Linked DNA regions of Homo sapiens: region 2 is linked to region 1. A link is a contact called in ENCODE Hi-C or POLR2A ChIA-PET data. All regions are on one chromosome and are shown on one strand. The core of a region is the stretch at or near the end of the contact, and the rest is flanking DNA. Distances in the headings are between cores, read along the strand shown. Region 1 has its middle 150 kb from the start of SIPA1L1. Region 2 overlaps LOC105370706.

Evidence for each region. A loop is a pair of places that touch in the nucleus more often than their neighbours do. ChIA-PET counts read pairs that join two places held with the same protein, here RNA polymerase II (POLR2A). Pooled maps may share reads with other maps.
Region 2: a map of Caco-2 shows a loop between it and region 1 (2.2-fold over the local background). The contact joins two enhancer-like sites. A Hi-C loop is called at or near these places in 3 of 168 maps with a recorded cell type or tissue (Caco-2, PC-3 and endothelial cell of hepatic sinusoid), 1 of 37 single-sample maps with no recorded cell type and 2 of 50 pooled maps. POLR2A ChIA-PET finds 5 or more read pairs at or near these places in 3 of 52 experiments (A673, PC-3 and activated CD8-positive, alpha-beta memory T cell).

The regions. Positions count from the first base shown.
Region 1 is chr14:71,164,047-71,167,871 of GRCh38, forward strand. No RefSeq gene overlaps it. Among named protein-coding and RNA genes, the nearest start is that of SIPA1L1, 150 kb to the right of the region's middle. Within about 2 kb of position 1,390, at least 5 of the 41 ENCODE cell types and tissues checked have a DNase peak (open chromatin) inside an H3K27ac peak, as active enhancers do.
Region 2 is chr14:71,220,234-71,224,056 of GRCh38, forward strand. The region is part of intron 1 of LOC105370706; the gene reads right to left. Among named protein-coding and RNA genes, the nearest start is that of SIPA1L1, 98 kb to the right of the region's middle. Within about 2 kb of position 1,683, at least 3 of the 41 ENCODE cell types and tissues checked have a DNase peak (open chromatin) inside an H3K27ac peak, as active enhancers do.

The sequences.
Region 1 (3,825 bases), core at 140-2,639:
ATTGGGGCCTCCTTTTTACCCTGCCATGGCCCACGGGTATTTACACTTCACATTGCCCAGGGTAGTGGGCTCCCAAAGACAAGAACCTGGTCTTCATCACCTCTGTCTGTGTCCAAGGCACCTAGTGATGCTAAGCACATGTTCTCTGGCTCAGGCAATGGCAAAGTGAGCTCAGGGGTGGCTTTTTCTGCCTTCAGCAGCAAATTCTGTCTTGTTTGCTGTTGGCAGCACTTCAGGGCCCATCACCTGCAGGAGTCAGACCTCAAAGGTGCTGAGCAGGGGACATATGGCGCTTGTCCTCTCCCGACTAAGGGAGTCCTTGGTGAATGGCTGATCTCAGCTGGAGCATGTCCCTTTCTGCTTAATCAGCTGTTCCTTACATTCTCTGCTGGTGGGAGGCGGGGTGGGGGGTGAGAGGGGGGTGGTAAGTGAGGCAGCTGCTGCCTTTGCTATGGCTATGATTCTGACCTGCAGCCACTGCAGGATCTGGAGCCGGGACCTGATGTCGAGGCCTAGAGTCCCTCAGTGCACACCCAGAGAGCCCAGTGGGTCGCATGAGCTTCTGCTGGGAAAAGGCCTGGCCTTTCCTGTGCAGGTGGATGCTCCAGGAGAAGGAGCAGAAGCTTCATAGCGGCAGAGAAACTCTAGATGCAAGCTGCTCAACTTGTGGTCCACGAACCACCAGCAAGGACACCAACACATGAAGCTTATTAGACACACAGAATCCAGGGTGTCATCCCAACCTCCGGAATCAGAACCTGCATTTTAGGGAGAGCTTCTAAGTCATGCGTATGCACATTAAAGTGTTAGAATCACTGGTCAGTTAATAGCCAGGCTCATTTGTAAGTGTCCAGCCCTACTGCTGCAAACCAGTATATGAATTTGCAACAGCTACAATTAAGCACATCGTTAATTCAACCTGGAATGCTCTAAGGCAATATAGCTGAGAGTTGGATGGTGTTTGATTGTTTTATAGCAAGAGACCAGAAATGCTCAAATGCTGCCTTATTTTTCACACACACAAAGTGACAAGTACAGAGTAGGAATGAATATACCATTTTATTAATAGCTGAGCCAGAACCCAGTAACCTCTTTGCAGAATGGTGGTAAAAGCTGGGTGGGCGTCCACAAGCCATACAGCCTCATCCTACACCTGAATCTCAGTCTCAGGCTGCATGGAAAAAGGAACCTGAGGGCAGAGCTCCCTGCCAGGGCTTGCCCTTGGGCTGACTCTCAGTCACCCTCCCTCACAGGCACAGCGATAGTGGGGAGAGACAGGCAGGAATGTGGGACTGAGCATGCGATGATCCTGCTCACCAGTAAAGGGAGAAGATGAATGTCTGGAAACTCTGACCAATCTGATAAGCAATGCCTTCTCCCTCAGGGCCACCAGGAAGGCCCAGCCAGAGGCAGCCCCGGCACAGCTGCAACAGGGAGGGTGTGGCAGTAGAAATCGGCTTCATAGGTCTTTCATGGCCGCAGCCCCTGTGCTGGCTGAATGCTGAGTCCTCAGTGGACATCTTGTCCTTATCTACTCACGTGTCCCTAAACACTTGCTTTTGAGATACTTTCCTTTTTTTAAATTGCTTTATTGAGGGAAATGTACATACTATAAAATTCACCCATTTTAAGTGCACAGTTTAGTGACTGTATCTATGATTGCTGATACAGTTTATTGTCAGGGTTGTGCAACATCCCCACCACCTAATTTCAGAACATTCCCATTACTCCAGGAAGGAACCGCATGCCCACTTCCTGTCACTGCCCCCTGAACCCCAACTCCCGGCAACTACAGATCCACTTTCTGTGTCTCTAGGCTGGACTTTCCTGAGTGTCCAGACGCTTTGGCGTTCAGGAACTTTCCTTATCTCGATTTCCTTATCCCTCTCATCTGCCGGTGTTTTCTCCTGTCAGGGGAAGGAGTGATTTAGAAATGCCGGGAAGTAGCACAGTGCCTGGCACATGGTAGTCACGCAATACATACTTTAGACTGATAAAAACCCGGGCTGCCATTTTAAGAGTATTTGCGTCTTGTAAGGGTGGAAAGGGGTGATCTCAAATGAATGAGCCCTTTAATGGGAGTATTTCAGACCCCGTAGCTCTCACAAACCCACACCACTGGGAAGAGTTTCCCCTGCCATGGGTGAGACTGGCATGCTCCTTGACTCTGAGGATGTCATGTCTTTTAGAACAAGGTGCTCCCTGTCCACAAAGTCTTCAGATTCAGAACCATTTCACCCCCAATCCCTGACTCCTTGCTTATCAGCACCTGCCCTGCCCTTTGACTCCCGGGGTCAACAGAGTCTCTCTCGCACTCTACAGGTTCCCACTTCTCCAGGATTTTGAGTCTGAGTTCCTGCCCATTTTCCCCAGCCTGCCAGGCCCTCTGATGTGGAATTTTATTGTGCAGATTGCCTGGCAAATCTTCCAGCCCTTTTCCAGGAACCCTCCTTCTTTTGGGCAGCACTTACCTTCCTGCAACAGTTATTAAGTAACTGTCTTTCTGCTTCAAATTAACCTGCTCTATCCTGCTCTGGGAGGTGGAGGCTGGAACTTCATGAGCAAATTTCTGCTTTCCCAGCTGCAAAGCTTTTCCTGCTGAGGCTCTGCACATAGGGGGCATTAGAGAGACGCAGAAAGGCAAGAGAAGGTGAAGGAATTTGCTGCTGCTTAGGGTTTTCTGTCTACTTGTGTTCTGAATTTTATTTTAAGCTCTATTGAGGTATAATTTACATACTGTAAATTCACTCCTTCTAAGCTTCTTAGTGTACCATTTAATAATGTTAGTATACTGACAGAGCTGTGCAACCATAGCTACAATCAGATCTTACACTATTTTCATCACTCCCTAAAGTAACTCTGTGCCAGCCTCATCCCCACCCTAGGTGACCATTAATCTACTTTCTGTCTCTGCAGTTTTGATTTTTCTGGACACTTCATTTAAATGGAAGCATACACTTCACTTGGTGTCCTGTTGCATATGACTTCTTTTACTTAGTGTGATATTTGTGAGGTCTATCTGTGTACTAGTATCAGTATTCTGTTCCTTTTTTTTTTTTAGATAGGGTCTCACTCTCTCACCCAGGCTGGAGTGCAGTGGCACCATCTCGGCTCACCGCAAGCTCTGCCTCCCAGGCTCAAGTGATTCTCCTGGCTCAGCCTCCCAAGTAGCTGGGATCACAGGCGCGTACCACTACTGCTGGGTTAATTTTGCATTTTTAGTAGAGATGTGGTTTCACCATGTTAGCCAGGCTGGTCTCGAACTCCTGACCTCAAATGATCCACCCACATCGGCCTCCCAAAGTGCTGGTGAGAGGTGACAGCGTGCTGGCAGTCCTCACAGCCCTCGCTCGCTCTCGGCGTCTCCTCTGCCTGGAAGCCCACTCTGGCCGCGCTTGAGGAGCCCTCCAGCCCACTGCTGCACTGTGGGAGCCCCTTTCTAGGCTGGCGAAGGCCGGAGCCAGCTCCCTCAGCTTGCAGGGAGGTGTGGAGGGAGAGGCGCGGGCGGGAACCGGTGCTGCGGGCGGCGCTTGCAGGCCAGCGCGAGTTCCGGGTGGGCGTGGGCTTAGCGGGCCCCGCACTCGGAGCGGCCGGCGGGCCGCAAGCCCCGGGCAGTGAGGGGCTTAGCACCTGGGCCAGCAGCAGCTGTGCTCAATTTCTCGCCTGGCCTTAGCTGCCTCCCCGCAGGCCGGGCTCGGGACCTGCAGCCCGCCATGCCTGAGCCTCCCCACACTCCGTGGGCTCCTGTGCCGCCCGAGCCTCCCCAACGAGCGCCGCCCCCTGCTCCACGGCGCCCAGTCCCATCGACCACCCAAGGGCTGAGGA
Region 2 (3,823 bases), core at 433-2,932, 56 kb after region 1:
GATCCTGTGGTGCAAAGGCTGAGACCTCAGCCCTAAAGCAGAGCCCAGAACAGGAGACCACCACCAAGGCCTCTTGCTTGGATTTTTGGTTTCTTTTGGTGAAAACTTCACTCACTGTTCTCACTCACCCTGCCAGTGGGAAAATAAACCCATACGAAAATGGTCTTGGGACTGGGAGCCCTGCTAAACCCTTGTTCAGGTTAAACTCCCTTAAGTAACAGAGAACAGACCTGACTGAGCTTGATCTCCTAGGATATTTCTCTGTGCTGAGAGCCTAACCAGGAAAAACGTTAAACAGATCACTTAGCTGATGGCAAATATATGTGACCAATTCTCAGCCTCAGCCACAGAAGGGACTTGATGGGTGGGACCTTGGCACCACCCCTTCCCCCACTGCCCCCACTGCCTTGGTCTAAATCTGCATCTCGTAGAATTCTTTGCACAACAGCAGACCTATTGTGAGGACTTTCCTTCTCCCTAACCCCATCCCCCTATCAAGTAAGATGTTTACTTCCAGTACTAGAAGGGGGCGGGCATGCAGGCAGAAATAGAAGGAATTCTAACCATAGCTAACCAAAGTCAGATTTCCAGGCCACTCCACTCACCGGGGTCTGCTTTAACCTCTGGGAACAAAGTAAACAAAAAGCTGGATTGTTGCATCCTGCTCTGAAGGTTAAAGTTTTGATTCAAGGTTAAAGTTTTGATATCTTCTGTGCCTCACAGCCTTTTGTTTCACTCTGATGCTATTATTTACTCATCCTTTTGCACAGGAGGTCACTTTGCATAGACGAGAAGAACTTGAGGCTGAGCCTCTACCTATGGTCTGTTGGAACCTAAGGAAGCCAGTTCATTTCTCCCAATCTCAATGCCCTCATCTGTAAAAGTAGGGAAATTATACTGGGCTTGCTGGGTTGGTTTGTGTGTGTATGTGTGAACTATAAATACTTGAAAACGACTACCCCTTTCAGAAAGGGTTACTATTGCTATTACTGTTATCTGTGCCTTTATGTATGTATAACTGATCTGTCTCCTCTACTAGGCTATGCATTTGAGAGCAAGAATTGTGTCTGTATTGCTAACAGCAATTCCAGCGCCTAACAAAGAGGAGGTGCTGTGGAGGCCAAAGCAACTCCAACTTGGATGCTAATCCATCACTTTAACTTCTGATTAACCCTTGTTCTAGGAAGTCCTCTAAGATTTCCAGTTTATTTGATGTTTCTTGTGTGAGAGTAGGTACCTACTGTAAATCCTGCCCTGAGGTCAAAACAACCTTGATGTTATAGGACTTCAATTGTTCTACACAAACATTCTGAATCACATATACCCTTTCCCAGTATTATATAAGCCCTGGTCATGAGAATAAATGGTGCAGGATCCACCATCTTGCCTCACTGCTGCCTGAGACACAGACATGGCTTCTGTTTGTAAGTCCCTATTAAGTGTATATTTCTGAGGAACTGGATATGTCAGCCTTTTTCTTCAGCCTCTCAGCTTCCTTGGATTTTTGGGGGTAGGTTTGCTGAGGCCTGGCCCCCATGGAACAGGTGCTCCATCAAGGAGTAAGTGCTGAGCATTTAGATTCAGGTGAGGGGCAGCAGCCACCAGGAAAGAAGAGTCTATGCATAATTACCTGCCCTACTTCCTGAGTCAGGGGTTCTCAAATTCTTTGTGTTCAGGACACATTTGAAGAGCCGGCACATTCAGACAACAGTGACTCAGCAATCATTGCAACTTAATCCCTACTACTGAAGAACAACATCTCATAATGTCTACAAAAGCAACCACTATGACCCCACCATTTACTGGGATGCGCTTCAGCACTACAGTTAGAAGGTGGAACGCTGACTGCCCGAATGTCCTTCCTCTAATATACACAAGAAGATTTCTCACCTGTCTAGTTAACCACTATATTTCTTGGTCCCTGGCTTGACAACATACCTCTTACCTCCTCACAGCACTACATAGTGTGTTGGCATGCAGTCATGTTTCAGGCAGGCACTTCAAATTTGCCCTTGGAATTCCAGGATTTTGCTTTTGCAGTTTCTAATTGTCAACAATCCTGAAGGCCCTTGACATGTGGTCATTTGTAATTTTGCTGAGATGTAATTTTTTTTTTTTTTTTGAGACAGAGTCTCGCTCTGTCGTCCAGGCTGGAGTGCAGTGGCATGATCTCAGCTCACTGCAATCTCCGCCTCCCGGGTTCAAGCAATTCTCCTGCCTCAGCCTCCTGAGTAGCTGAGATTACAGGCACATGCCACCACGCCCAGCTAATTTTTGTATTTTTAGTACAGATGAGGTTTCACCATGTTGGTAAGGCTGGTCTCGAACTCCTAACATCATGATCCACCCACCTTGGCCTCCCAAAGTGCTGGGATTACAAGCATGAGCCACTGTACCCGGCCTGAGATGTCAATTTTTAAAAATTAGTTTATAAGTAATACATAAGTATATGTATATTCCAAAATGTCTATACAATAAAAAAATATGGAAGAAAACCTGTGGAAGTTTTCCTTATTGGTACCAGTCACAGTAGGCCATGTTATACTACAGTAATAAATGTCTCCAAACCTCAGTAACTTTATTCATTTATTTATTTATTTGTCCTGTATTGCGCAGGCTGGTCTTAAACTTCTGGCCTTAATCAATCCTCCTACCTCAGCCTCCCAAAGTGCTGCGATTACAGGTGTGAGATTTTTTTCTTGTTCGCACTACATGTTTTTCTATTTTTATTTTTCTTTTTAAAAATTATTTATTTATTTATTTTGAGACAGCGTCTGGCTCTTTCGCCTAAGCTGGAGTGCAGTGGAGCGATCTTGGCTCACTGCAAACTCTGCCTCTTGGGTTCAAGCAATTCTCCTACCTCAGCATCCCGAGTAGCTGGGATTACAGGTGCACACCACCACGCCCAGCAAATTTTTGTATTTTAGTAGAGACAGGGTTTCACCATGTTGGCAGGGCTGATCTCAAACTCCTGACCTCAGGTGACCTGCCTACCTCTGCCTCCCAAAGTGCTGGGATTACAGGCATTAGCCACTGCACCCAGCCTTTATTAATTTTTTATTTTTTATTTGAGATGGAGTCTTGTTCTATTGCTCAGGCTGGAGTGCAGTGGCACAATCTCAGCTCACTGCAACCTCCGCCTCCCAGGTTCAAGCGATCCTCCCACCTCAGCCTCACAAGTAGCTGGGGTTACAGGCACGTGCCACCATACCTAGCTAATTTTTGTACTTTTAGTAGATACAGGGTTTCACCATGTTGGCCAGGCTGGTCTCAAACTCCTGACCTCAAGTGATCTGCCCACCTTGGCCTCCTACAGTGCTGGGATTACAGGCCTGAGCCACGGCGCCTGGCCATGCATGTTTTTCATGAGTCCACCACAGCTCTGCTTTTTACCATCTTGACTCCAGAACCAAAACTGATGGAAGAACCTAACCTCTATCTGAAATATCACCAATCTCGTGGCAGAAGGAAAAAGACAAGGCAAAGGGTGCCTTAACTTCTAAAACTTTGCACAAAAATGACCAACATCAGTTATTGGCCAAAGCAAGTAATATGGTCATTCCTGAGGTCAACAGTGTGGGAAAATAGACTCCTGCAGAGAGGGGCACTGCAGGGCAAGAAACTGGAATATTTGGTAACGGAGAATACCATCGTCCAGCACCTCCTCCAACAACTACTTCTCTCCCAGAAGCAACTGTTCTAGACAGTTCAGTGTGCATCCTTTCAGTCTCCTTTCCTATATATTTGCTGACATATCTCTACAGGCGTACACATAAATGTCGAATTTTGCACGTATTTTTCTGCAACTTGCTCTGTTCACTTA